Regions from separate parts of the Homo sapiens genome. Here region 1 is linked to region 2. A link is a loop called in an ENCODE intact Hi-C map of the cell type or tissue named here. Cell type or tissue: Caco-2. All regions are shown on one strand.

Region 1 (2,500 bases), 160 kb before region 2:
TTGACACCTGACTGGCTGGAAGAAGAGCCTGTAAAGCAAAGAGCCCAGTCTTCCTGTAAGAAGGAAGAAGATGGAGGGCTCATCATGCACGTGGGCCAGAAAAAGTGCCAGTGAGGTTGTTCTGACTCCATAGGTGTTCTGGACATAATCTAGGCTGTCACAAAACAGCCAAGCCTGCTGCCAGTTTCCAATCTGGGATCTCAGGGAGGCCCAGGGGCTTGCTGAGTTCCACCTTCCCTCTTTCCCTTGGTTTGGAGACAACTTTCTCCCTGTGGTGAATGTGACACTTAGAACAAGGTGCAGCCCTACTAAAAGCTGGAGCTTAGGTCACTGGGACTGTGTGCTAGGGGAAAGAGGGGGAGGGAAGAGCAGGGCTGTGGCATTAGACAGACTTTGGCTGAAATCTTGGACCTGCCTCCTACTAGCTGTGAGATCTTAGCAAATTACTTCCTGCTATAGGCTAAATGTCTGTGTCCCCCTAAAATGCACATGTTAAATCCTGATGCCCAAGGTGATGGTATTTGGAAGCGGGGCCTTTGGGAGGTGATGAGGGTGGAATCCTCATGAATGGGATTAGTACCCTTATGTAACAAGGCCCCAGAGAGCTCCCTCACACCTTCCACCATGTAAGATTACAGGGGAAAGACAGGCCCTTCAGCAGACACTGAATCCACTGGCACCTTGATCTTGGACTTCCTAGCCTCCAGACTGTGAGTAATAAATGTCTATTGTTTATAAGCCACCCAGTCTATGGTATTTTGTTATAGAAGCCTGAATGGTCTAAGACACCACCCTTTCTGACCCTGTGTCCTCATCTACAAACTCAAAGAAGAACAGTGCTTCTCTCATAGTCCTGCTGGGCCACAGTGATACATGGTACTTCCCTTCTCCTTTTCAGGGGCCCTGGAGTTGAGACAGCTCTGCACATAGCGTGTGGATGGGCCAGACTGCTTCCTCTGCTGTCACATGATGACTAAGGGATGCAATCCTGGAGGCAGAATATCACAAACAAAATTATCACAGAAGTTCCTGCTGGGCTGAGTAGTGCTCAGGTGAACTTCTTTGTCCAGTTGAGGCCAGTGCCATAGAGAAAGGGTGCCCCCAGATGGAGGTAGCACCATCAGTGGGCAAGAACACCTTCGCGGAGGAGGGAGGCTTGGTCGAACTGCCTCTCTATGCCTGGAGCTTTCCAGCCCCTCCCTGGGTTATGCCTTAAGGCTGGGGGTCTCCCTCAGAGTTGGTGGAAAACCTAGGACCAGTGGTCCTGATTTTTCTCTGCCGAAGTAAGTCTTCTCTGTGGCCAGCAGGTGGCGCTAAGCCCTCAGTTCTGTGGGCTTCACACTCACCAGCAGCTTAAGGTCCCTGAGGGGTGGAGGAAGGTTACTCTGGTTTGGGCTCCAAGGATGGTACTGCCAGCAGGTCCTTAGTGAGTCTGGCCTTTCTCCTTGGCCTTAATGGCAGCCAAGCTGAGTCGCAAGAGCCAGCCTCCTAGGATCCTGGGCTGACTCTGAGTAGCTTTCACCCCTTCACCCTCAAAACCAGAAATGGGTCAGCTCTGCAAGGAAGGGAATCAGCGCTGGGGACTGCATGGGTGCTGGGAGAGGGCAGCTTAGAGCTCAGACCAGCAGCGGCAACTTCCTGGCCCCTTGGCCCTGCCTCTGGAGCCGCCTGAGACAGACCCTCACTGATGCCCTGTCTGCAGGCCTCACACTGTAGCAATAACCCTGGCTTTTTGTCCTGTACGCCATCCATCCGTTATTCATTCATTCATTTGTTCATTCATGTAGCACCTACTCCATGTAAGCCAGCCACAGTGCTGAGTCACAGTCCCTGACCTCAGGAAGCCATGGACTTGTGGATGGGGAGACAGACCCCTAAACGTAGGCAAAAGGAGAATGCCCACAGCACAGCAGAGGGAAGGGACCTTCCTTTTCCAGAGAAATCAGGGAAGGTTTCGAGGAGGCATCACTCAGCCTGGATTTTTATGGATTTCAACAGACAGAGATGAGGCCTGGGCAGTCCAGGCCAAGGGAGTAACATAAGCAAGGTCTGGGAGGTAGGAAGCTCAACATTATGTGTCAGGAGGGATAGGACAGCGAGGTACCTAGGGAAGTGGGTGGGCAAGTGCAGACTCCTGGCAAGAAAACAGTGGGCCATAAGGCCGGAGAGGCAGTCACAGCCTGAAATGGCTGCTAAGAAGCTAGCCTTGACCCAGAGGTGATGGGGAACTACCGAAGGTATTTCATGATGAGGGTGGGGGGTGACCCACCCTTCTAAGACCACCCTGGAGGCTGTGTGGCAGATGGACTACAGTGGGTGAGATGGAGACAAGGGGACCAGGTCACAGGCATTGCCACAGCCCCTAAAATCGTGGTCTCAGCTAGGAGGGGACACCGTGTGGAAAGAAAGACCTGGCAAAGAAACATGACCAAGGGCAAAATAAAAGCACCGTCTCTCTTTAACACTTGTTTGGCCGTTTCCTCAGCATGTAGCTGATTCA
Region 2 (2,500 bases):
TCCTCCGGTCCCCTCGTGTCCCTATGGGAGTCCTGGCGTCTGCGCTCTGCTGGCTGCTTTGTGTCTGGCTGCCCTGGGGTGAGCAGGCAGCCGAGTCCCTGCGGGTGCAGCGCCTCGGTGAGAGGGTTGTGGACTCAGGGAGGTCGGGGGCTCGAGGAATGAGAAACGTTAAAGGAATGAGGAATGGGCCCGCGCAGGTTGGAGAGAGGGAGGAAAGAGAGGTTTGAGGGAGAGCAGAGGGACACCCAGGAGGAGCAGTCAGGGGAGGAGGGACCCCGAAGCCAACAGAGGCAGGCCTATGACCGCGGGGGAAAGAGTCCAAAGTTAGGCTGGGTGGAAGAGACCCGAGGTGGGGAACTAGAGAGAGCTGGGGGCCAAAGACTGAGAGTAAACAGGGAGATCCTGGCTGGAGAAGGGTCATCAGGAAGGGAGAGAAAGGATTTGAGAAGGCTGCAGGGAGGGAGAATGGGGGAATGCTCAGTGGCGTGGGAGAGGCTTTCTAGCAGTGGGGGCCAGGTGGTGGGAGGCCCCAGTAAAGACAAGCACAATTTGAGTGGAGAATAATCCCCCTCCCCAGCCGCAGCACCCGTTCTGTGGGGCAGTGCAGAGCCACAGCCAGAGCCAGCCGGGCAACCCAGGTGAGTAGGTGTGAGCTGTGGCGGCCCCACCCACAGCTCCCATCCGTATTTCTGGCATCAGCGACCCCAGGGCTTTAGCACTTAGGGTGGGATAGGCCAGGGGACTGCGGGGAGGCATAACCCATCCTAGCCCCCCATCCATGCCAGACTCGTGTTTCCTCCAGCAGCAGCCACCAGGAGGCGACCCTTGCCATGGGGGACAAGGCTACAGTCGTGGGAGGCCAGGTAAGGGAGGTCTTGGGAGGGGGCTTCATTGAGCAGGAGCTCATGTCTATCTGGATCTGAGGCTGGCAGGGAGCTCTGTAGGTTACAGGAGGGGTCTCTGGAGTTGTTCAGAAAGGAACAAGCAGATTCCTGGTATGTGTCTGAGGTGTGCAAGTTCATAAAACCCTTCTATTCTTTTTAATCTCTTGGGGGTCTATAGTCCACTCTTTTTTTTTTTTTTTTTTTTTTTTTTTTTTTTTTTTTTAGGAGAGGTGGGCACCAGGGCTCTTTCAGGAGAGAGCTGAGCTCTCCCTTCTGGCAGGTAAAAGTAGAAAGATGGACGTTTAGAAGAATGGAGTTCTCTTTTCCCTGACTGGCCTGCGAAGGCCCTCAACCCTGTCAGAGGCTCCTCTCCATACCCTGAGCGGAGCCTCAAGAATGCAGGCAAGACAAAAACTAGGCCACCTGGTGGAAGTTGCAAGGAAGGTTTGGTTGAGAAGCAGAGCCCTGAACTCATCCTTTGAGCCTTTTTTTTTCTTTTTTTGAGTCGGGGTCTTGCTCTGTGACACAGGCTGGAGTGCAGTCGCATAATCATAGTTCACTGCAGCCTCAACTTCCTGGGCTCAAGTGATCCTGGTGCCTCCGTTACCTGAGTAGCTAGGACTATAGGTGTGTGCCACCATGCCTGGTTGAATTTCAATTTTTTTGGTAGAGACAGAGTCTCACTATGTTGCCCAGGCTGGTCTTGAACTCCTGGCCTCAAGTGATCCTTCTGTGTCAGCCTCCCAAAGTGCTGGGATTAGGCATGAGCCACTGAGCCCGGCCTCTATCCTTTGAGTCTTGACCATTCCACTGCCCATCTTCCCACGGTCCTCTGTGTTTGTGGGAGAGGTGGCAGTTTTGTTTTCTCCCTTTGCCAAACTTCTTTGGTCTCTGGATCAGGTGACTCAGGTCTACTTTCTAATCCTGGCCCGCATTTGTCTCCCTCTTTCTATAACTACAGATGAGCTATAAGTTCCACCCACCTGCAGCTAGGTCCCCCAAAGCAGCTGAGCCTCAGCTCAAGTGCCCCTGCCCCAGCCCCAGCGGTCAGCTCTGGGGAGCCCCTTGAGCCAGCAGATTGGGGAGAATCGTTTATGACAGCAATGAGTCCCAACTCCTGCCCTTTGGAAATAGACATGAAGACCCCAAGGTGGAGTGAGGGGGGATGGTGTGGGCGTGCTTCTTCTCTGATGTGGATTTCCTGGATCTTTTACTTCTTCTTTGCCCACACTTCCAGGCCCTAAGATTTAGAATCACAGTCAAATACTGCTTGAGTTGGAAGGTATTGGAGTCATTTTTTTGTAGGTAGGGAAATTGAGGTGGGTGGATGACTTGTGGGGGCCCTGCAATGAGCAGGTGGAGCAAAGTCTACTGGCAGAGCCAGGCCGTGCATACAGGACTTCAGGAATCCCCATGTTTTAGTGGGGGAGATGACCCTTCTCCAAACACTTCATTTCCCTGTGGGTATCCTCCCGTGCTGGTTTCCAGGGTAGGCATCCCGCCTTTTCCTTGGGGAAGGGTCATAAGTGAGTGGACCAGGCAACCTGGGGAGGTTTCTCACGCTGCTCCTCAGAGCAACGAGGAATTAGAATGGCCTCCCTCTAAGGTGACAGGAG

What was found. Hi-C counts contacts between places; a loop is a spot of excess contacts. Peaks named below come from ENCODE experiments on the same cell type or tissue, not always from the same donor. Only the 100,000 strongest peaks of a DNase experiment are listed, where the experiment ranks them.
Region 1: a loop joins it to region 2, with 9 times the contacts of the local background. A loop is called at or near these places in 2 of 110 quality-filtered maps.

What each region holds. Positions count from the first base shown.
Region 1 is chr11:17,382,791-17,385,290 of GRCh38, forward strand. KCNJ11 (potassium inwardly rectifying channel subfamily J member 11) reads right to left here. Exons shown (of 1, transcript NM_000525.4): 1 at 2,458-2,500. Among named protein-coding and RNA genes, the nearest start is that of KCNJ11, 4.6 kb to the right of the region's middle. In Caco-2, a CTCF peak has its summit at 1,299 (motif pointing right); a DNase peak (open chromatin) is centred at 1,331; H3K27me3 peaks cover 121 bases.
Region 2 is chr11:17,547,350-17,549,849 of GRCh38, forward strand. OTOG (otogelin) reads left to right here. Exons shown (of 56, transcript NM_001292063.2): 1 at 1-117; 2 at 578-638; 3 at 803-863. The coding sequence starts at 24. Among named protein-coding and RNA genes, the nearest start is that of OTOG, 1.3 kb to the left of the region's middle. In Caco-2, a CTCF peak has its summit at 1,319; DNase peaks (open chromatin) are centred at 662 and 1,282.